Linked DNA regions of Homo sapiens: regions 1 and 2 are each linked to region 3. Evidence: chromatin contacts called from ENCODE Hi-C or POLR2A ChIA-PET data. All regions are on one chromosome and are shown on one strand. Each heading gives the region's core, a stretch centred on a gene start or an enhancer-like site at or near the end of the contact. The rest is flanking DNA. Distances are from core to core; before and after follow the strand shown. Region 1 overlaps JARID2 (jumonji and AT-rich interaction domain containing 2). Region 2 overlaps ATXN1 (ataxin 1). Region 3 holds the start of MYLIP (myosin regulatory light chain interacting protein).

Evidence for each region. A loop is a pair of places that touch in the nucleus more often than their neighbours do. ChIA-PET counts read pairs that join two places held with the same protein, here RNA polymerase II (POLR2A). Pooled maps may share reads with other maps.
Region 1: a map of gastrocnemius medialis shows a loop between it and region 3 (4-fold over the local background). The contact joins the enhancer-like site here to the promoter of MYLIP in region 3. A Hi-C loop is called at or near these places in 1 of 168 maps with a recorded cell type or tissue (gastrocnemius medialis) and 2 of 50 pooled maps. POLR2A ChIA-PET finds 5 or more read pairs at or near these places in 1 of 52 experiments (OCI-LY7).
Region 2: a loop to region 3 is called in a pooled map, with 3 times the contacts of the local background. The contact joins the enhancer-like site here to the promoter of MYLIP in region 3. A Hi-C loop is called at or near these places in 2 of 50 pooled maps. POLR2A ChIA-PET finds 5 or more read pairs at or near these places in 2 of 52 experiments (activated T-cell and activated naive CD4-positive, alpha-beta T cell).

Annotation. Positions count from the first base shown.
Region 1 is chr6:15,510,068-15,514,465 of GRCh38, forward strand. JARID2 (jumonji and AT-rich interaction domain containing 2) reads left to right here. Exons shown (of 18, transcript NM_004973.4): 13 at 1,229-1,334; 14 at 2,141-2,323; 15 at 2,848-2,978; 16 at 3,172-3,355. Among named protein-coding and RNA genes, the nearest start is that of DTNBP1-AS1, 34 kb to the right of the region's middle. RefSeq lists an enhancer at 2,724-3,702. Within about 2 kb of position 1,850, at least 9 of the 41 ENCODE cell types and tissues checked have a DNase peak (open chromatin) inside an H3K27ac peak, as active enhancers do; they include gastrocnemius medialis, where a contact is called at or near this core.
Region 2 is chr6:16,688,687-16,693,090 of GRCh38, forward strand. The region is part of intron 2 of ATXN1 (ataxin 1); the gene reads right to left. Among named protein-coding and RNA genes, the nearest start is that of ATXN1-AS1, 70 kb to the right of the region's middle. Within about 2 kb of position 2,270, at least 4 of the 41 ENCODE cell types and tissues checked have a DNase peak (open chromatin) inside an H3K27ac peak, as active enhancers do.
Region 3 is chr6:16,125,983-16,130,387 of GRCh38, forward strand. It overlaps MYLIP (myosin regulatory light chain interacting protein), which reads left to right and starts at 3,104. Exons shown (of 7, transcript NM_013262.4): 1 at 3,104-3,427. The coding sequence starts at 3,341. RefSeq lists a silencer at 2,786-3,785.

The sequences.
Region 1 (4,398 bases), core at 600-3,099, 620 kb before region 3:
TCACAGACACATAGGGGCTGCAGAGTTGCTGCCCGCCTGGACCTGGGGGGCGGGGGCTGTGGGGAGGGGCTGGCGGTGTTGCCCTGAGCTGCTGGCCCACATCTTTGTGTTTAATGGTGGTTGATGGCTTCACTGGCTTAGCATCCTGAAGACCTGTCAGGCCCCTCTCCACACTGATGTCCTCCTCTTGCCTGGGGAGGAGCCCCTCAGACAGCCTGAGACACCCAGGGGCAGGGCAGCCATCCCTGCACCCCTGCCTTGCGGGGGGCCTCCCCTCACATCCCCCTCATTCATGCTGTGAGCCTGACACCAGGGGCGTCACACGTTGTGAGTGGAAGTGTGGCCCTGGTGGGCTCCAAGGACATGGGCAAAACCTCCTCCCCTCCCTGTGATTGCCGTGAGGAGGCCGTGTAGGTTACTTTCTACCTGTACCTCCCACCTTTTCTTACACTTGAGGACCCCTGCCATGGTTATACCCTGGAGGGTCTGTGAGCCACCACTTCCCCAGGCCACCCTCTGACAGAGGCCTATGAGCCCTTGATCCTCCTGTGTGTCTTGCTGTATGTGCCTGATGCCGGGTAGGCTGGGTCCTAACACGTAAAACTCTCCAGTGGGGAGCAGAGCTGGGGGCCCCTAGCTATCCCCTGACCCCTACTTCACCACAGCATCTGCCAAGGAGTTGGCCTTGAGGTGGCACATGTGCATGAGCCTGGCTCCTTCCCCAACTCTCTGTGCATTTGTAGAGGGCAGGGTTTACTGTTCCTGTCTGGAGGGCCGAGGGAGCCACGTATTCCTTGTGAGGACATTATCAGGTGCTGCTCCTGCAGTGGCCTCTGTTAACAGAAGGAGGGTGCAGTGCTGGAGCCTCAGAAGAGGCTCGTGGAGGCCGCAGTGTGTCTGGTTCTGATTTCTAGGGGTTTGTGAACATCTGTTTGTGGTTTGAAGGCTTTTTGGCTCACCAGGTGGGTCAGATCTCCATAAAAGATGAGCATCTCGCAACGCGGATGCACTGTGGTTTGGCTGTGTGCTAGGTGGACGTGGCACTGCTGCCATGGGAAATGGGAGCCAGCAGTGACCAGGCACCCAGCCAGGCCAGTGCGCCATCCCTGCCGGCGTGGAGCAGAGCCTCTCGTGTGCTCGGGTCCCTGAGGGTGACGGGGGTGGCCCAGTACATGCAGGAGGCCCTTGTCAAGTCTCTGCTTGTCTCTTGTGTCTCTCAATGACCCAGGTATTGCATTCCTGCTGAGGAGGAGAACAAGCTGGAAGATGTGGTCCACACCCTGCTGCAAGCCAATGGCACCCCAGGGCTGCAGATGCTGGAAAGCAACGTCATGGTGCGTCCACTCAGCCACCGCCTCCAGCAGGAGCTGTAGGACCTCCTAGGCACTTGAACATGGTTTCCCATGAACCCGCCTTTCAAAGGCAATGAGGACACAGCAAAACAAATCCCCAGGGTGCAAAGGGAAAGGTCCTCTGACACAAAAGCCAAACTGACCTTCCATCAGATTGCACAGGGCGCTGGGGTTTTGCACGGCCTTTGCATCTGTTTTGGGGCTTGTTTGTGTTGTGGGCTGCTGTGGGCCCTGGGATTTCTTGTGCCCGCCGCTCCTACCTTCTGGGCATGTGAGAGGAATGAGCACAAAGGCTTCTTCACCTGTTTTCAGGAAGTCATGGGGCTGGTGAGTTCCTGGGAAGTGCTGCTTTGAGCTGAGTTCTGACCAGCTTCTCTGGCCTCTGCTGACCCTGCCGGTCCCGCCTGTCCATCTTAGAGAAGAGATGGACGGGGGACTCCTTTGTAAGCCCAGCCTGTGGGCCTGTGGCCTACTTGGCTCTGGAGATGAGCCCGGCAGCCTCCTGGTTGTGTAACCTTGTCCTGTTTCCAGCCCTGGCATTGCCACGTGGGGACAGAGGGGCCTGTGTGGTCATCATGTCCTCAGCTGTGCATGAACCTGTCATCACTCTTGGACCAGTGCAGTTTAGAAGCTCCTTCTTGTGTTATGAATGACGTCTTTTTATTTTCCACATAAAACAATCTTATCTCCTTGAGAGCAGGCCTCTTAGGGTGCGCATACGTCACCTGAAGACTGCAGGTGTCCCTGCGCACAGGGAGGGGTGCCTCAGCCTGGCCCTGTCTCCCCAGATCTCCCCGGAGGTGCTGTGCAAAGAGGGGATCAAGGTGCACAGGACCGTGCAGCAGAGTGGCCAGTTTGTCGTCTGCTTCCCGGGATCCTTTGTGTCCAAAGTGTGCTGTGGGTACAGCGTGTCTGAAACCGTGCACTTTGCTACCACCCAGTGGACAAGTATGGGCTTTGAGACCGCCAAGGTGAGCAGAGCCGGCCTCCTCCCGCTTGCTGCCCCCGCATCCCTGTGAGTGCCGTGCGTGAGCGCACACAGAAGCATCCCTGCGTGTGCGTGTCTATTTGTCAATAGTTCCTTTTGGAATATGTCTTTGAAATTCTTAAGACGTGGTTGAAAGGTCTTCTAGGAATGAAAAGTTGTTAGGGATTTGTTTGTATCACAAAGAGTTTTGATCAGACCGTTACTGACAGACCCCTCCAGTATTGGAAAACTGTTGAAGATGCTCAAGGTAATTGCTTAGAATGGACAGAGAACCTCCACCCATCGTGAGGGAGTGGCAGCTGCCTCTGGGTAGCGGCGAAGTGCTATGACTTTTCCTGGTATGTGGTGCCTTTCTCACAGGGAGGCAAAGTTTTGAAGAGTTTTTAATCTAAATGCAATTCAAGATTTAGAAATTCAGACAGCCTGCCTGCCCCCTCCACCAAGAAGAACCTTGACAGCTGCCTAGTAATGAAAATCCACCCTAAAGGGATGTGACTCCTCTTTCAGGAAATGAAGCGTCGCCATATAGCTAAGCCATTCTCCATGGAGAAGTTACTCTACCAGATTGCACAAGCAGAAGCAAAAAAAGAAAACGGTCCCACTCTCAGTACCATCTCAGCCCTCCTGGATGAGCTCAGGTAACAGACCCCCAGAGCCCACGCCAGAGAGCTGGACCCGGCTGCCCTTCGGGGGCTCACCCCCCGAGCAGGCCTCACTTCCTGACAGGAGGGTGTGTCTGCAGGGAGGCCGGTGTGGGGTGCGTGTGTCCCCTCTGCTGGTGAGCATGGCAGGCCGTCACTAAAGGTGCGGGCCGTCTCCCGTGTCTGGCAGGGATACAGAGCTGCGGCAGCGCAGGCAGCTGTTCGAGGCTGGCCTCCACTCCTCCGCACGCTATGGCAGCCACGATGGCAGCAGCACGGTGGCGGACGGGAAGAAAAAGCCTCGAAAGTGGCTGCAGTTGGAGACGTCAGAGAGGAGGTGTCAGATCTGCCAGCACCTGTGCTACCTGTCCATGGTGAGCCCGCCTGGCCCTGCCGGCGCCCTCGCATGTAGTGCTTGGCCTGAGAGCTCCGGGGTTGCCCCCAGAAGAGGGAGGGCGCTCTCTGCCCAGGAGACCTGCTGTGCTCCCATCTCTGGAGCCGGCTGTGGGACCTCGGCGGAGCTTCTGGCCGCCGGAGGTGGCTGCCTCACCCACAGTGACCAGGCCACACAGAGGCTGTCCCTCTGTTCTGCCCACGCGTGGCCCTCCCTCGGTCCTGCAGTGCGTCCTTCCTCCCTGGGGAGCAGGTGGCCTCCCTCTCCGCCCTACTTTGTCACTCCAGCCCCCACGCACTCTGCTCTTACCCATTCTTTCTGAGGCAGTGAGGGGCGGGTTTCCAGTACTGGGCAGCGTCTGCCATTCCCTGTGGCCTGTGCCTGGTGCACCTGGGCCCATGGCCTCTGCCCTTTGGCTCTGTTCTTGGTTTCCTGGTCCTGCTCAGCTACATGATCTGCCTCAGCCCCCGAGGACTTCAGAATCTATCCTTGGTGAAAGCTGATGTTCCTCCTGTCCCATCTGGGATCAGAGATGCTTTTCTGGCACAGCCACTCCAGGCCACAGCAGGCTGCATTCCTCTTGCCTTCTCGACTGTGCCCTGCTGGCTTCCTCGTGCCCACCTGCCTGCCTCAGCTTTGGGGTTAATACCAAACACCTCCTCCCCCTGCTCACCCCTGTTCCAGCCCAGAGGTGGGCTCAGAAAAGCCCTTCCATGGCGACTGGATGGCTGTGGCCTCGCCATGCTTCTTCCAGTCTCCCCTTGACCTCTCACCAGAGAGCTGCCCTGACACACTCTGGGTAGGGACGCCCAGCTGGCACTGCAGATGGCTCCACAGCACTACACACCTTAGCCTGGAACAGAGAGCATGCCCGAAGGGCCTGACCTGCCTCCCCGGGCCTCGTCCCTTTCCACAGTGCCTCACATCTCCAGTACAGAAGCCTAGCTTAGGAGGTGCCCACCCCATATGCTGTGTGGTGCCTGTGTCCCACAGGTGCCCCCTTCGGCTGCACACTCGCTGAGA
Region 2 (4,404 bases), core at 1,020-3,519, 560 kb after region 3:
TCCAGAAAATATTCTGGGTGACATCCAATCTGCTTTTACCCGGCTCACTTATTTACAATTGGGGCTGCCTAAAATGCAATGCCATTCTAAAACTACCAATAAACTATTTTGTGAAATCAAGTTTAGTAACTTGAGATTCTCATTTATGATATCCCTGACAACCACCAAAACCTGATTAGACATCTCTCTCCTTTGTCTAGGTGCTTTACTGAAAAAAAGCATGGAAATAGACTTGGAGATGCATGTGTGTGTATGTGTGTGTGTGGTGTGTATACATGTGTATTGCATGTGTATGTACATATATAGTATGAATATGTGCGCATATGTGTACGTGTATATGCAGATGTGTATATGTGTACTCTGTGTGTGTGTATGTGTGTGTGTGTCCATGTATTTAAACACACTGCTTTTCCTATATGCAGCAGGAATTTCCTATCTGGCATATGAAGACAATACATACTCTTTTGGATGGAGCTGGTGAGTCAGGCAGTGTTTTGGAACTGCAATACTTGAGTCTGCATGACTCATGAGGAAAGCAAGTCTGGGGTCTGGGACTGTTGTATCAAAATGGGAAGGAGTGGGAAAGAAGATGGCTTTTTATAATTTAAATTTTTATTTTTTATATTGTTGTAAGTTTTTACTTTTGAGACAGGGTATCACTCTCTTGCTCAGGCTAGAGCGCAGTGGCATGATCATAGCTCACTACAGCCACAAACTCCTGGGCCCATGGGATCCTCCCACCTCAGCTCCCGAGCAGCTGAGACTACAGGCAAGAGCCACCACACCCAGTCAATTTTTTCTTTTTTTTCCTTCCTTTTTTTTTCTTTTTTTTTTCTTTTTTTTTTTTTTGTAGAGATGGAGTCTCCCTATGTTGCCCAAGCTGCTGTCAAACTCCTGGGCTCAAGGGATCCTCCCACCTTGGCCTAGATTTGTATTTTTAATTGACAAATAATAATTGCATGTAGTTATGGGTTATAATGTGATGTTTTGATATAGCTACATATACTATAAAATGATTATATTAAGCTGATTAATATGTCCATCACCTCACATACTTATTTTTTATAATGAAGACATTTAAAAACGTATTCTTTTAGCAATCTTGACATTTATAATACCTTATTATGAGGGCTAAAAATGAATAATATTAATAATCCTGTACAATGGGTCTCAGAAACTTAGCCCTCTTGTCTAACTGAAACGTCTGTACCGTTTGATCAACCAAAGATGGCTTTTGTTGGCAATTCAATTTTTTTGACAAATTCCTCATTTTTGTCTTCATTTGGAGTTTTTATCCATTACAAGAGAGGAAGATGACACAAGCCAGAATAGAGGAAGATGAAACAAACCACTCAGGATTCTGAAGGGAACACTGGGTTGGGTTTTTTTTAATTTTAATTTTGATGTTTATTATTTGTCTTAGAGACGGGGTCTCACTATGTTGCCCAAGTTGGCCTTGAACTCCTCTGCTCAAGTGACCCTTTGGCTGGGACTGCATGAGCACACCACTGCATCAGGCTCATCCAGTTGAGGTTTTTTAAAATACTGTTTTTGCTCTGATTGGGTAGCCTCAAAGAGGAGGAAGAGAGTCATGATGAGCTTGATTCAGAATCTTCAGCTCTCCACTCTATCAGCAACCTGCCTTCCTTCAAGTCTACTTGGCCCAGTGCTGTTATTCCTCCTCCACTGGCAACTAGATGTGTGAGTGACATTGATTCCTATTACCAGAGGGATTAACTCCAAAGTTCTCTTGAAGGTTTTACAGTTCTTTTCCAGCAGTTCCTCATTCTTCAAAGGTAATTAACCTCTTGATGGGCTTACAGCAGAAGCAGTGTTAGAAGTCCCAACACATTGATGATATGTTATAAACCAGGGGAGAGGATAATTGGAAAATGTATTTCCAGCCTCATTGGAAAATATATTTCCATTTATTGAGAAAAAGTAACTCAAGTGTTTAGGAACATATGAATCACAGAATTGTAGATTGGCAGAGGCCTTAGAAAACCATGCTATTTCGACTTCTACTAATAATGAGAAAACGGAGGTGGAAAGAGGGAGAGTGACCTGCCGAGCCACAGTTACCCAACCAGCACCAATGTAGTCAGTGCTGCCTGGAGCGAGACCTGACCATACTGTGGGGCAGAATCTCCCCTCCAATCCCCTTCATAAAGCACGATGATGCTGTTCAAACACAACCTGTGCCTCCTGTCCTTAGAGCCCCAGATTTCATTTTAGGAGAGGATTACGAAATAATGACTAAGCTCTGAAAACTGAGAATGAGACAAAGGAAGAAAGGGAGATAAGAAGGAAGACAGTAAGAGAGTCAACAAGCAACTTATTGTAGTGTTTGCAATCACTACTTGTGCCTTTCATTACATTTAAATGCATGTCGAAATGACATGATGCAACCACCTTCATGCATTCTGCAGTGAAAAAGATGGTGCCAGGTTGGAATTTCATTGTAAGTGTCGCAGAAATATCCCTTTGGAATCAGGTCCCAAATCATTATTTGCTCCTTTTATCATTGTCATCATCGTGTATCATGGCAAAGCTCCCTGAGGGGAGGAGCTCTGTCTGTCTTGTTCACTATCATATTCCTTACACCTACGGCATCCATGGGACAAGCTAAGTAAAATTTACTGAAAGGCTGAATAAAAACTTCCACATGGAATGAAGAAGAAATATGCATAGTTTGAAAATGCATATGCAGTATTACAGTTTTCTGTAAAGGAAAATGAAAGAAGACCTGTTTAAAATTTAAAACCACATTAAAAGATTGAGAGTTTTTTGTATTTATAAAAAGCTGAGGTATGTTAAAAATGGAAAGCACCTATTAAGCTGTTACTGTCAGTTTCACCTGTTAAGTAGGTACTATTAGTTAAGCCAGCATAGTTCCTGAGTTGCAAAGCATATACAGGCTGAAGTACAATGTCAAGAAAACATGTTAAAGGGTGGTAAATAAATAGCCACTGAGAAGATACTCTGAACAGATAAATAAGAAAAAAGCAAATGTAGTTGAAATAAATGGAAGCTCTAGGCAGTGTGTGGACAGACAGAACAAAAGTGGTCACTGTTTATGCCTTGGCCTGAATGTCTGTGTGCCTCCAAAATTCACATGTCGAATCCTAACTCCCCACGTGATAGTATTAGGGAGTGGAGCCCTTGGGAGGTGCCCTCTTGAATGGAATTAGCACCTTTATCAAAGAACTCCCCCAGGAACTGCTTTGCCTCTTCCACCATGTGAGGATACACAGAGAAGGTGCCATCTGTGAGCCTTAGAACAAGCCTTAGAATAGGCCGGGTGTGGTGGCTCAAGCCTGTAATCCCAGCACTTTGGGAGGCCGAGGCGGGCAGATCACCTGACATCAGGAGTTCGAGACCAGCCTGGCCAATATGGTGAAACCTCATCTCTACTAAAAATACACCGGGCGTGGTGGCACGCACCTGTAGTCCCAGCTACTCAGGAGGCTGAGACAGTAGAATTGCTTGAACCTGGGAGGCGGAGGTTGCAGTGAGCCGAGATCATGCCACTGCACTCCAGCCTGGGCGACTGAGCGAGACTCTGCAAATATGTACTTTATATGATTAATCTATTTGTAACCATTGAAGTAAACATTTTTCTTTGTGCTTTTAAATTCAAACCTCTACCTTAGCAGCCATATCACAGTCACAAATTAACTATATGGCAAGTAATCTGTATGATTACTTTGGGTTCTCAGATGACTTGCTATGTATTTAATGAAGTAAAATTGTAAGTCAAGTCAGATATAGGTAGGTACAATAATATTAACAAATGTAATCAAAAGATTTGTCTATTTTAAAGACTCAAGAAAGACAATTATACCCAATTAACACACACATTCATATGAAGGGTACAAATACCTAATTTTTGGAAAACATTTCATATAATTTTGGCCATTGTAAATATATAAATAATAATAAGAAGAAGACCACTACCGCCACCACCAACAACAAAAACAATAGCAACCACTTTCTAAAACATGAAGGCTAAGGAATAAGCAGTGTGCTGGGCACTTTACCTGTATTCCATTGTGTTCTTACAGGTACATTCCATGTTCTATATTTTCACTTTAGAGATGTGGAAACTGAAGCTCAGGCTAAGTAATGGGCCCAAGATCTCAAATTGGCAGATCTGGGTTCAAAACCTTAGTCAGAACGAGCCCAGACCTCCCATACAGGCAGAGGTCTTTGCAGATGGGAAGATATGGATAGATAAGCTTTCTCCTCTACTTAAGCTCAGTGTATCTGTACACTGAGTAGCCATGTAGCATAATGGTGGAGTGCATGGGCTCTGGAGCCAAAGCTCTAAGTTCAGATTTCAGCTCCGCCACTCACTAGTGCATGCCCTAACTTCTCTGTGCCTCTCAGTGGCCTCAGCTCTGA
Region 3 (4,405 bases), core at 1,854-4,353:
GGGCGCGTGCCTATAATCCCAGCTACTCGGGAGGCTAAGGTAGGAGAATTGCTTGAACCAGGGAGTCGGAGGCTACAGTGAGCCAAGATCATGCCATTGCACTCCAGCCTGGGCAACAAGAACAAAACTCTGTCTAAACAACAACAACAACAACAACAAAACTATGAAAAATGTGGGGTTTTGTTTGTTTTTTGTTTTGTTTGAGAAAGGGTCTCACTCCCTTCGGCCAAGCTGGAGTGCAGTGGTGAGATCATGATTGACTGAAGCCTGGACTTTCTGGACTCAAGCCATCCTCCCACCTCAGCACGCTGAGTATCTGGGACTACAGACACATGCCATCATGCCTGGCTAATTTTTTATATTTTTAGTAGAGATGGGGTTTTGCCATTTTGCTCAGGCTGATCTCAAACTCCTGGGCTCAAGGGATCTGCCTGCCTCGGCCTCCCAGGGCTCTGGGATGACAGGCATGAGCCACCACGCCTGGCCAAAAAGTTTTAAATAAAATAAACATGTCAGATTTTACCTATGCTTCTACAAACTATTTTACAAGCTTAGATTTTTTAAAAAAACAATGAAATCATACTTGCAAAAGAAAAATCCCTGCTAAAACCAAAAATATAAGTTATTTTTAAAGTAGTCCACAAAGTGGGTATTTGGTTTGGGTGTTTGCTTGTTTTATTTTTGTTTATTTTTTTTTTCTTGGCCAACCAATATTTTCCCGTTCTACTCATTTCCACACCTGGTCCCATTGATTCTATGAGTTTCCAGTTAGCCAGCTTTAGTTTCTATTGTTCATAAACAAAAATACTAACCAATATAACTGGTCTCCCTATTGCCCCTCGCCTCTTCTTCCTCTTCTGAAACTTCTAGCAATTAAGCATAAAGTAGACAAGGAATGAACCAAACGCTATCTTCCAGATAAATTCCCCAGATTATTAGTAAACTGGAATTCAGGGAATAGGCACTGCAGTTAATACAAGAAGGGACTGTTTCAGCCCACAATAGCATGAGGTGTATTTATAAGACAGAAAGATGTGAGAGTGCACCTGTTCCTCTGCAACAGTGGGGGTTAGGACTTGGACAGTTTACAGTTTTACTCGGTCAGCTTTAGCAAAGAACTGTGTGTGGGAGGATCCCTCCTTTTTTTTTAGCCTTGGGCTCTGATATCGTACCTGGTTGTTCGGAAATAAAGGCCACTAACAGATCCTTGGGACTCGTGAAGGGGGGTAGGGACAGGAAAAGTCATCATTAAGCAGTGAAGGCACTGAACTTATAGCTCCCCTTACATACACGGGGACATTCAAATGCTTTTGTGAACGTTATTATCTTTGCTGCGCTTCCCAACAATGCTGGGTGGAGACAGAGCAGATATTGCCATCTCCATTTTACTGTTGACAACACCAAGCTTCAGACAGATGAAGTAAGTTTTCTCTTTTTTTTTCTTTCGTTGTTTTCTTTTTGTTGTTGTTGTTGTTTAGAGACAGGGTCTTTTGCTCTGTCGCCTAGGCTGGAGTGCAGTAGGGGGATCACAGCACACTGCAGCCTCGAACTCCCAGGCTCAAGTGATCCTCCCACCTCAGCCTCCCATGTAGCTGAGACTACAGGCAGGCGCCACCACGCCTGGCTAATTTTTTGTATTTTGTGTAGAGATGGGGTTTCGCTGTGTTGCGAAACCGGGCTGGTCTCAAACTGCTGGGCTCAGGCGATCCTCCTGCCTCGGCCTCCAAAAGTGCTGGGATTACAGGTGTGAGCCATCGAGCTGGCCTGAAGTAAGTTTGCTAAGTTTCCACGGCTGAAACCCACATCATCTGGCTCCTATAAAGAAATCAAAAAGGTAGGCTATGTAATATATTGGCAAAGAGGAACAAGCGGTAAATGAGTGAAGGGTTGTAGACCTTTAATAGCTAATATTGCAGTAATGCCACCTGTTAGGTCAGGAGATGAGCACCTTACCTTAAGACGAGGACAACATCTGGTTGCCTGTGAGAAGGGACAGGCAGGGTATCAGGTGCTGCACAAATGTTTAATGAATGAGTGAGATAAGACAGGAGGTAGAATGAGCAACCTGAGAGAGGGCCTGGTACCCTGTAAGGCGTTTTGATTCAGCAGAACGAGTAAGGAGAAGCCCTTCCGGAGTGTAACACACCAGCACTAGACCAAGACACCTGGCTCACTGGTCAGCTGCAAAAACTTTCATACTCAGATTTTGTTTTTCTCAATGATGAGGTCTTAATAAGGAACAACAATTCTGCCTCCAAGCAACCCACTGTGGCTAATCCTGGTGGAAAAGAGTTTTCTTTTTCTCTTTTTTTTTTCTTTTTTCTTTTTCTTTTCTTTTTTTTTTTTTTTTTTTTTTTTTTTTTGAGACAGGGTTTTTTGCTCTTCTTGCCCAAGCTACAGTGCAGTGACACAATCTCAGCTCACTGCAACCTCCGCCTCCTGGGTTCAAGCGATTCTCCTGCCTCAGCCTCCCAGGTAGCTGGGATTACAGGTGCCCGCCACCACGCCTGGCTATTTTGTTTTTTTTTTTGTATTTTTAGTAGAGACGGGGGTTTCACCATGTTTGCCAGGCTGGTCTCGAATCTGACCTCAGGTGATCCACCCATCTCGGCCTCCCAAAGTGCTGGGATTACAGGCGTGAGCCACCATGCCCGGACGAGAACAGTTTTCTTTAGGCTTTGGGTTGCTCCTTTTCCTTTTTGCTTTCACAACCGAAATGCGTGCTCAGAGTGATCCAAGATATTTGAAGAACAGTGGCAGCTTGGAGGTGTTTAATCACCGTAAATTCGAGACGGCAGAAAGGCGTCCCCGCCTGGAGCCCCGGGCGATCGCTCACTCTGAGCAGCGTCGCCCAGCGGACAGAGGCGGCTGGTGTGTTCCGGGGTCTCCCTCCCTTCCCGCAGCACTCGGCGCCCGCAAGCTGCCACCTCCCGGGGCGGCCAGGGAAACTCAGCCGGCTCTGGGAGGCGGGGGCCGCGGTCGAGGGGCGCCGCTATTGGCTGATCGGGCGGGGGAGGAGGGGCAGGGAGGCCGTGATTGGCGGGGACCCGAGCTGAAGGGGGCGGGGCCGCTATATCAGCAGAGTCCCTGTCGCAGCGCAGGCAGTTGGGCTGCTGGAGTGCGGCGCCACCGCGGAGGACAGGGGCAGCTGGCGGGCAGCGGGTGAGGGGGTGGCGGGGACGCGAGTGGCGGCCGCGGGGCCCCGGACAAGGGTCCGCAGAGCTGCAGCCTTCGAGGGCCAGCCCTCTCCGAGTCCGGGGCTGGGTCCCACCAGTGACAAGGCGGCAGCCCCGCGCACACCAAAGAGAAGGCGGCTGTGGCGGCAGCGGCAGCCCCAGCCATGCTGTGTTATGTGACGAGGCCGGACGCGGTGCTGATGGAGGTGGAGGTGGAGGCGAAAGCCAACGGCGAGGACTGCCTCAACCAGGTGAGGGCGAGGGGCAAGAAGGGGCCCCGGCGGGTCCCGCGAGGCCGAGGGGCCTCGCAGCGACGCCTGGCACTCTGGCGCGCCCCCTACTAGGGGCCGGGAGGCACTGCGGCGGCAGCCGGGGGGAGCGCGTCCCCTCCTCTCCACGGGCGTGGGGCGCGCGGTCTCCTCCTGGCGCGCGTGGGGTGCGCGGAGAAAGCGCGCAGCGGGGGTCCCCAGCGCTGAGGGCCGGGCGCAGCCCGCAGCCGGGATCCACCCCCCAGCGCCCCATCATCCCCCCAACCCAGCACTTTCCCGGAAGAAGGCGGCTCCGCACACCTGCCGCAGGTATGTGCGTGATGCCGCCTGTCGGGTCCCCGCGGCGCCTGGCAGTGCCACCCGCGTGCCAGGATGGGATGGAGTGGCTCGAAGCAGTCTCGGGCCCCAGGGGTTCTTGGCAGACAAGCCGGGCCCTTGTCTCACGCTGCTTCTCAGGCTGCTGCTCTCAAATGCACCGTTCACCTGCATCTCCGGGTTTGCGGGGGACGGGAGGAATAGGTTTGGGTCATCTACTGCTCGGTTGTTTTTAAGCATGTGTTTCCTTAACAGTGAGGGAGATCGGTGCCAAATAGTGCAGAGGTGGTATGGCAGACAGCACATGTGATCCCAGGAAAACGCTGTGCCCTCAACCCCTCTAGCTCTGAGATGTTTGGAAAACCGCTTGTGAAGCTTAGCTGACACTTGTGGCGTGTTCCCTCAATGTGTTTGATTTTTGGAGTCCAAATGGTTAAAATTGCCCAGATAATAAGTCGCCAAAAATCAGCTGTGCAGAGTATGCTGGTGGAGGGAATTCCGGTGATTGGAATACGAAGGAAAATACCCTGTAGTTTCCCCTCCTCATCTTTTGGAAGGCTACTTTTGAGGACTCCTTTTTTCTCTATTGCAATTGGTCATGCCCTAGACGTTAAAAGGAATTATGAGCCTCCATACTAGAGCTCG